2 separate regions of the Mus musculus genome follow, and region 2 is linked to region 1. Evidence: chromatin contacts called from ENCODE Hi-C or POLR2A ChIA-PET data. All regions are on one chromosome and are shown on one strand. Each heading gives the region's core, a stretch centred on a gene start or an enhancer-like site at or near the end of the contact. The rest is flanking DNA. Distances are from core to core; before and after follow the strand shown.

Region 1 (4,508 bases), core at 283-2,782:
TAATTATTGCCCAAGATTCATGGATATTCCAAACCACTTTACGAAAGAAAAATCAAAGAAGCTTTCATTAGTTGGATGCTATTAACTCAGCATAATTTGATCCAGGTTACCCTAATATTTAGGACCAAAACTGGTCAACATGTTTAAAATTCATAACCACAGGTGCTATTTTAGAAAAAATATACATATGTATACATTAAATAACGACTTCTATTAAACTTAAGATCTAATTTGTTTGAAAATGAGCCAAGGAGTCTGGTGCCCTAGAGTCTTCCACATCCCCTCCTCCACGGCATGGTTAAAGAATACTTCATCTAGGGAAAACCCCAAGCAATTATATATGGTATAAGGTGCCTTTCCTGGTCCACAGGTCAGAGATGTGCTATTAGGAACGAGCTTACGACCCTAAGGACCACCACCACCAGGCATCACCCTATTTAACTTTCTTCTAAAGCCTAGGGCTCCTCCCAGCGATTGAGCCACCGGCAGGAACAGGCCTCGGGCCTGTGAGGTTACAGGGTTCAACACGTGGTATTTCCCAACACTGAATCGTACTTCCTCCCCGGCCTGACTGCCGGGCCAGGGCAGGGGATGGAGGGGTACCTCCACCCGCCGCTCCAGGAGGGTACTCGAAACCCCCGAATCCCACAGCTTGTGGCGGGAGCGCGGTGAAGGCTATCTCAACCACCCTCCGGGCGCGTCATCGCCCTAAAGTTTGAGAGCGACCGATGGCGAGAAAATGGTCGCAGAGGAGGAAGTGCCGGCCCGCGAGGGGCTGCGGCGCCGTGCCCTCCCGCCCCCTCGCCCGCCCCGCTAGGCCCGCCGCCCCGGCCGCATGGCCGCCCGCCCGCCACCCTCCGGCCTGCCGCTCACCGTCCGCCGGCTGCTGGAAGTTCACGTACGCGTAGCCCAAGGAGCGGCGGGTGATCATGTCCCTGCAGACCCGGATGGAGAGGATGGGCCCGGCCGGGCTGAACTTCTCGTAGAGCATCGCCTCGGTCACGTCGGGGTGCAGGTCCCCCACGTACAGAGAGGCCATGGGGTAGCTGGGGGCGCTGGGGTTCATCTCGGCACGGCTGCCCGCGGGGCCGCAGGCCGCGACCTTTCCCGTGAGAGGAGGAGAGCGAGTGCGGGGCCGGGGGACGGAGCCGGGGGGAGGGGAGCGGGGGCGAGCGCAGAGGGACAAAATTCAACCGGAATCGACGCGTACTCAACGGCCGTGGAACCGGGGGAGCGAGGCTGGCGGTGCTGGGTCCGGGCGGCAGGAAGGCCTCGGTCTCTGGGTTCCTGCTTGGAGCTGCGGGGCCGCGGGCGGGCGGGTCGGTCTCGGCTGCTTCACCGGGTTATTTTATAAAAGAGGAAGAAAAAAAATAAAAGTCTCCGGCGGGGGAGACGCGGATTTTTTTGTAAATTTTTTTTGGGTTTTTTCAAAGGATTTTTTAGATTTTTTTTGGATTTTTTAATAATAAATGTGTGTTCCGAGCCCGGAGCACACACTCCGCACTCTCAGCACTAACCGCCGGGGAGAAGGGGAAGCACCGCCTCCTGCACCCTCTACTTATACCCCCCGCCGCACTCGCCCCGCCCACGCGCGTCTGACGCCAGGGCCCTACGCGAGCGACGGCGCCGGAGGAGGCGGAGGAAAGCGCAGAGGAAGGGAGAGGTGGCGGCGGCTGCCGCTGCTGCGGGCGTGGGGGTTGGGCCCGAGGCGGGGCGGGGCTTCTGCGCAGGCGCCACAGCCAGGGGCCGACTTCCCGCTGCGCAAAGCCAGGAAAGGGCGGGACGGCCAGTGGGCGGCCTCGGCGCGGCCGCTGGTCACGCCCCTTGCGCACACGCCCCGCCCCCGCCCGAAAGAGCGTTAACCCGTCAGCGCAGCGGGTGGGCAGCGCGCGGGGCTTCCGGGTTTCTGGGCGCCAACCGCCCCCCACGTGCGCGTCTAGTGGCGGCCTCTTCCCTCCGCCCCGGCTGAGGTTCTGCTTCGCTAGCCCCCCACCCCCGAGCGGCGCTGGAAACGGGTGGGCGGGCGTGAGCCTTGCCGGCCGGGTTTCCTAGGTGTGCGCGGAAGGAGGCAGGGTAACTGCCTCGTTCTCCTACCCGGACCGCACTACGAGTCCCAGCGGGCAGCGCCGCCACGCGCGTGGGCCGCGGAAGCGGTGCCTGCCGGGAGCTGGAGTTCTCAACGGCCGCGGGCTGGCTGACCTCAACCGGACCCCAACCGTCCCGGGCGTGACCCAGCACGGGTCCGCGGCCCCGACGAGGGGGAGGGGAGGGGATGGGATAAAGGCAGTTGGGAGTCTGGCGCTTAAGATGTTCTGTTGGAATCACTTAGCCACTTCCTACATTTTTTACAGTGGTAAAAAGGACTCGAAAAAAAAATTTTTTTTCCTTTAAAGTATGCGTTTCTCATAATTACTCGGTATCTGTCACTCTTACCCAAACAAACCTGGATAGCCTGCTTAACTAGGCGTGGTTGGCCACGCTTTTAACCCACTTCACCAGGCGTGGTGCCCACGCCTTTAACCCAGCTTTGGAAAGGCAGGAGGGGTTTGCAGATCTCTGAGGTCAGGGCCACCCTAATCTAGCTCTTGGATGCCAGGGTTTGGGGATTAATATAAATGATTGATAGGCACAAATATATCAACTCGTAGAAATGACATTACATCAACCCAAAAACTCCACTTTAGTAGGTTTTACAGTTTTTGAAGTCCTCTATAAACATCCTTTGACAATGATGTGTGGGAAGTGAAGCAAATAGTACTATTTTTACCGTTAATGGTGTCAGAAGTTAAATGACTGCTCAGCTCTTCAATGATCGTTAGCCTAGCCTATTGCCTAGTGTAAATTAGTTATAACTCTTCTCAGTTAGAATTTAAGTCCGGAGACTCTTACACAGATGCTGTCCCCTCTCCCCCATCTTCACCTCCCCACCCATATTGATGGAAGATAACAGTTTTGAAAAATATGTTGTATGCTTAACACATGAGTATCATTTAAGGCTGTTCTTTGTTTGTTTGTTTGTTTGTTTTTTTGTTTTTTCGGGACAAGATTTCTCTGGAGCTCTGGCTGTCCTGGAACTCACTCTGTAGACCAAGCTGGCCCGAACTCAGAAATCCGCCTGCCTCTGCCTCCCAATTGCTAGGATTAAAGGGGTGCACCACCACTGCCCGGCTTAAGGCTGTTCTTTAGGAAGACACATTATGCTATGTAATCTAAATCTGTTTACTCAAATAAGGCTCTAGTTAAAACAATAATTCATCAAAACACCACCGTTCAGTCTACTAGGAAAGTAGTTTAAAATCAATCCATTAGTATAGTCATTGAATGTCCATCGTGTGCTGGGTACCCTAAAGTAAAGATAACGAAGCAAAGTTCTTATCCTCAGGACGTTAATAATGGTTTTTCTGGTCACCATAAATATAAACCTGAAGGTGTAGTGAATATCGAATCCCAGCACTTTATCAGGTGGGATATTACTATTAGAATCTATTCTAAAATTTTTCTTCAAAATATGAAAGTGAAAATTCCATTGTTAGTGTTTAAAAGAAAACAACATCATTTTAGTACTTAAGCTCCTAGGCAAAGAGCAATATAAAACGAAATGAAAACGGAAGAGGCCTTTGAGAAAGCTGTCAGTATAACTCAGTGAAGGTGTTTATTGCCCTGCCTAACCTGAGTTGGATTCCCCAGGCCCAACATGATGGGAGGTAAGAACCAACTCCTGCAATATTCCTCTGAGCACACATTCCAAGGACATGAACATAAGACCGTTGTAATATGCAAAGATGGCAGCAAAAGTTAAAACCAGGTACAATCACTACCTTTACCTACTGTTTTTTACATATCCTCTTGAAAGAAAAGATTACCTTTAAAAATAAAAAGTGTGTGTTTGTGAGTGTATGCCACACATGAATGATGCTCACAGAGGTGAGACGAGGGTATCAGATCTGGAGCTGGAGATAGAGTTGGGTGTGAGCTGCCTAGTGTGGGTCCTGGAAATCAAACTCGGGTTCTTTGGGAGAGCAAGTGCTGCTACCCACTGAGCATATGTCTCTAGCATATGTCTTCTAATGGACCCCATGAAGACATGATTGTAAAGGGCAGAAGTAGGGGGAAATGGTCTACTTTGTCAGAGAGCAAGCATTTAGCAAGCACTAACTTAAATGAGGGCTGAGTGTTCTATAGCTCCCAGGTCTTACCTTCATTTTCCTCCAGAAAGAACTGTTACACATGTTTTAGCTGCGGATCTATTTTGTACACACTTCCAAACGGTTAAGTCCAATTAATAATTCAGCTTTCAGGATAACTTGGTACAGGAAATGGATGCTCTGGATGGTGGAGAGAAGAAGCATTCTACAATAGTCTTTCTTTCCACATTAATATATATATTTTAAAGACAAGATGTGTCTATGTAGCCCTGCCTGTGCTGGACTTCACTAGACCAGACTGGCTTCAAACTCAAAGACATCAGCCTGCCTCTGCTCCAGAGTGCTGGAATTAAAGTCATACAC
Region 2 (4,607 bases), core at 834-3,333, 120 kb after region 1:
GGGTTAACAGCAGGCAAGGCTGATGGGAAACTCTTTCCCTTCAGCCCAAGCTGCTTTCCTGAGCCTGAGTAAGGTCTCCTGCTTTCCTGAGCCTTGCTTTCCTTTTCAAACACCTCCCTCCCAGCTTGAGTTAATCCGAAAGTAACAACAATGGAAGTAAGGCTTCCATTTGCAGTATTCAGCCATCTTGTCTCATGCCCTAAAGCATTCAGAGAAAAGCCAGCTCTAGGTTTGGTGCAGCGTCGGTCCATCAGGGACCCAGAACATATCCATCTTCTTGCTACCCTGTCATCACAAGATGGCTGTCACACTGCTCCACCATATGTTAAGGCAGGGAGAAAGGAAGCAAGGAAAAAGCCAACATAACCTCCCCCACTCCTTAATCCAGGGAGGAGGTTTTCTTAAAATTCTCCCTAGTAGACTCAGCAGCATAGTTCAAGATACTTAGCCAGCAGCCTGGTGTGGACCCTGGATAATCAGGACAGCTCATACACTAGTTGCATCATGGAGAGAAGTCTTAGAGCCGCTCCTCTGGTCTGATGTCACCTTGTATGTGGTGGATTGTAGGAAGCTGGAGGGGAGCCAGCAGAGGGGGAGGGCAGTGTTTGTCACTGGACACAAACGTGTTTTGGAGTTGTTACAACGAGTGTGCCACTGTAGTGTGTTCTAGCTCTGCATCAGCCCCCACTTCTGTCTCTATTCTACAGGCTTTGAGCAAAATGGTGTATGCCACCCTCAAAATATGAGGAATAGCTGAAGAAACCTGTATTCTGCATCTTCATCTGCCAACCTCTGGAGACCACTGACCTATAAACTCCATAAACTCCGGCTTTCCCAGACTGTCCCATGCTGGACTCATGAGCACCTTGACACAAGTCTTTGGGCTTCACTCTGTGGGGAGCCGCACTCACATTTGCCATTATAAGATGGCGCTGACAGCTGTGTTCTAAGTAGTAAATAATCTGCACATGTGCAGGGGCAGTTTTCCCGCCATGTGCTCTGCCTTTTTTGTGATGACAACTGGGCCAATGGGCTGCAGCCAATCAGGGAGCGACACGTCCTAGGCGGAGGATAATTCTCCTTAAAAGGGACGGGGTTCTGGCACTCTTTCTCTTCGCCTCTTCGTCTCTTCGTTTCTTCTTCTCTTCATCTCTTCGCCTCTTCGTCTTTTCCTCTGCTCTCTTCCTCTGCTCTCTGCCTCTCTCCCTCTCTGCCCCTCTCTCTGCCTCTCTCTCTGCGTCTCTCTGTGTCTCTCTCTCTCTCTCTTCCTCTCTGCCTCTCTCTGCCGCGCTCTTCCTCTCTTGCTCCTGAGTAAGCAATAAAGCTTTGCCGCAGAAGATTCTGGTTTGTTGCGTCTTTCCTGGCCGGTTGCGAACGCGTGTAAGATCACTCCTCTAGCAACATTCAGCTAATGGAACATCCCCATGTTTTGTGTAGCTCCTCTGAGCTCAGCACAAAATGGAGAATTCCCTTTTTCTAGCAGGGCTTCCACTTCTCTGACTACCCCCCCATCCTCTACCTGAGGAAGGTAATGGGGTCCTTGGCAAACCTACAAATTCCTCTCCCTACACCCCATAAGAACCTGCCCAGCAAATACCTGGGATTCCTGGAGAGCTTTTCCACACAAAAGAGGCGTTCCCAGTTCACTGAGCTCCAGCCAGTCATCAACATTCACCCTGAAAACTCCTCTCCACTCTCCAAAGTTCATATACAGCCCTTGTCCACCCAAATAAAGTAAGTGAGCACCAGCTATTTCACTGAAGACCATCTAAGAGCCACTTCATTGGGAGTCATCTAAAAGAGCTGTAAGACTAAAATCGCCAGAGAAGGCCTTCCTTGGTGAAGCCCTCCACCCCATGCCCACATGTGAGTTCAGCTGGACTGAGAGCCAGTCCCAACCTGTTCCAGACTCCACTTCATCCTTCAAGCCTGGTGCCTGGACACCCTGAGGGAGGAAACAGAGGACAGAGAAGCACTTCTGGCACCCAACGCGGCCCACAGCTGGAGGAAGCTAACATACACCTGGGAGGATGCTGGTACTTGATGGGCTGGGCTATGTCACAAGAGGGTGTGGTACAGACCTTTGATGGGCTGGGCTATGTCACAAGGGAGTGTGGTACAAATGCTTGCCATATAATGCTTTGCTATTGCTCTCCTGGTTGGGTCACCAATCTTTAGACACTTAAATTGTCTAAATGTAAAGAGAATTAATGTCACTACAGGCTGCTAAAGAGCAGAAGTTACTGTTGGCATGACCTGGCAATAGCCAGGTATGCCTGGCTCACTCTAAAAGGGTCTGCATGTCTCTTCCTCGCTGTCTGATCCTCTTTCTTACTACCTGCCCCTTCTCCCGCTCCCCCCTTCCTCTCCCCATGTGTTCCTGGCCTGCTTCTCCCTCTCCTCTCCCCACCTCCCGCCTTTCTCTGCCTCCCACCTTCCCCATGCCCTAAATAAACTCCATACCATGCCTCAGGGGGAGGGGATGCCTCAGCGGGGGCCTGTGGAGGCAGCCCTTCCACCTCACCCACCATACAGCGCCTCTACCAACACGGGTGCTGTGCCTGGGATTTAGAAACTCACAGGTTGCATGAGCTCATATTTCCGTGCTGCCACATGGACTTTGCAGCCATGGGATGGATCTCTTGCTAGACCTCTCCACCCAAGCACTGGAGAATTGGTAAAGCTCCCTACTCTCACTGGTCAGCATAAACGCCCTCTGGTCCCAAGGGAGGGCTGTTGAGCTTGCAGCCACCCCGTGGTGTCCTGGTCTTCTTACTGATGCTTCGTTCTCGGACCTCTACCCCTGGGTGAGTGCTCTCTCTGTCTCTGTCTCTCTTTCTCTGACGGTTTTTCTCTTGGCTTCTCTTGCACACTGCTGAAAAAATCCTACGCTTAGGCAAACCATCCTCCCTCAGGCTCTGAGCCCCACACACAGCTCGTGCACTGGTCCCGCAGCTCAGCTGCTAGTTCACTGCGTGGCTGGTGATCTGTTTTGGCTGCCTCTGTTTCTAGCTATCACATTTGTACTAGAGACACCGGGGAACGGGGAAGTCACTTGCTCCTATTCTCACCCAGAAGGGAATATCTTTGCTAGCACGTCTCCTGGTTAAAATTTGGCCCCTATACCCATCAAAGAATAACTCTAAATGGCCGTTTACTGGAACTTTAATAGCAAACTTTTACAACTCTCTAGCTAGCGATCTGTAGACCATTCCCTACCCCACGTTTTCTTGCTGCTTGCTCTCCACTCCCGGTTCCCTGCTCCCCTGATTCTGCCGCCACCACGTACTTTCCATCCGCCCCTCACTCTCTGTTCAGGGCGGTGCTGCCTGACAATCCTGAGCTCTCCACATTCCCCCTTGCTGTCTCCCTCCCTGTTTGACCTGACTCCACAGCAGCCAGTTGACTAGAGCTCTGGCAGCAAGGACACAGCTGCAGCTACGGCCCCCCAGCCCCGCCTACTCAACCCTGCCACCCAGTGCTCTGTGGCACGGCGTGATCTCTCGCGCGCGCCCCACCGCCCTGAGTGCCTGGAGCACACTTGCTCTCCAACCTGAGCAGAGTTGCTAGAAGACAGAACGCTGCTTCAGGCGCTGCTCTCTACTCTTGACCCCCATGCTGATATTCTGCTCTGCCAAGCCACAGGCACACTCCCGTAGCCATCGCTTGCCGCCAAGCCACGCCCCTCACGCTGCACTGCTTAGATTCATCAGTATGTTTGTCTTTGTAATGCTTCTGTTGTTCCATTCTAAGTCACACAGGCACATTCCTACAGCTCCATTCTAGGGGATAACAGTGACTTTTAGCGCCATCTTAACTAGGGGAAGTTCTGTGACTGTCTTTGTTGTAGGCAGATAAGGTTTTGCTATGCTATTGCTTCAGTGCCATCTTAGATGAGGGCAGTCATGTGGCTGGTTGTAGCTTCAGTGCCATATTTGTTACAGGCAGTCCCCAGTTCGCTGCCTTTAGGAGTGCAGCTTGCCAAAGTCACTTAGCAATTAAGATACAGTTTTCCCGTCTATCCTGCTTTGGTAAATAATGATTTCTAAACATTTAAAAGTTAAAGACCACTGCCTTAAATATATGTTTCTAGCCTTGTTTTTGCTACTGCCATTAAGTTCCAATGTGCTTTCTTTATTTGCTAGATGTGTTCTAGAACAAATAATTAAACAAACAGCGGTTGTCTAACTCAGATATGCATAATAGATACTGGCTCTCAATCTTGTCAGAAATCTGATAAATGTAATGTTAAATGTTTTAACTTATTATGATAGATAGAGACTTCCAAATCTTGACAGTTTACCCCCCCCCCCCCCAGGTCTCCGAAGAAGATATGGGCACAGTGACAAGATTCTACCTGGACTGTGGTATGATAACCACTGAGAAACACTGCTCCATTGCCTTGCCCACTGTCAAAGCTTGGCCTACACTGTGGATAAATAGAGGCTACCCAAAGAATTTAATGTCTCATATTGGATCATTTTTCATTTCACATGTACCATACCCGTACTTCCTCCACAGGAAAAGCTTCTTGTCTTCTGCGAATGAGGCCAGATTGACTTTGCCCGAGGGACCACAGGGACCTGGGAACTGTTTAGGTAGTGGAC

What was found. Hi-C counts contacts between places; a loop is a spot of excess contacts on that map. ChIA-PET counts read pairs that join two places held with the same protein, here RNA polymerase II (POLR2A).
Region 2: POLR2A ChIA-PET joins it to region 1 with 17 read pairs in embryonic stem cell. The contact joins the promoter of A830021M18Rik here to the promoter of Pabpc1 in region 1. A Hi-C loop is called at or near these places in 1 of 37 maps with a recorded cell type or tissue (T-helper 1 cell). POLR2A ChIA-PET finds 5 or more read pairs at or near these places in 3 of 5 experiments (Patski and embryonic stem cell).

The regions. Positions count from the first base shown.
Region 1 is chr15:36,607,441-36,611,948 of GRCm38, forward strand. It overlaps Pabpc1 (poly(A) binding protein, cytoplasmic 1), which reads right to left and starts at 1,533. Exons shown (of 15, transcript NM_008774.3): 1 at 874-1,533. The coding sequence starts at 1,066.
Region 2 is chr15:36,724,162-36,728,768 of GRCm38, forward strand. A830021M18Rik (a long non-coding RNA gene) reads left to right here and starts at 2,084. Exons shown (of 3, transcript XR_875150.3): 1 at 2,084-2,807; 2 at 4,319-4,367. Gm41297 (a long non-coding RNA gene) reads right to left here and starts at 4,150. Exons shown (of 3, transcript XR_875152.2): 1 at 3,554-4,150.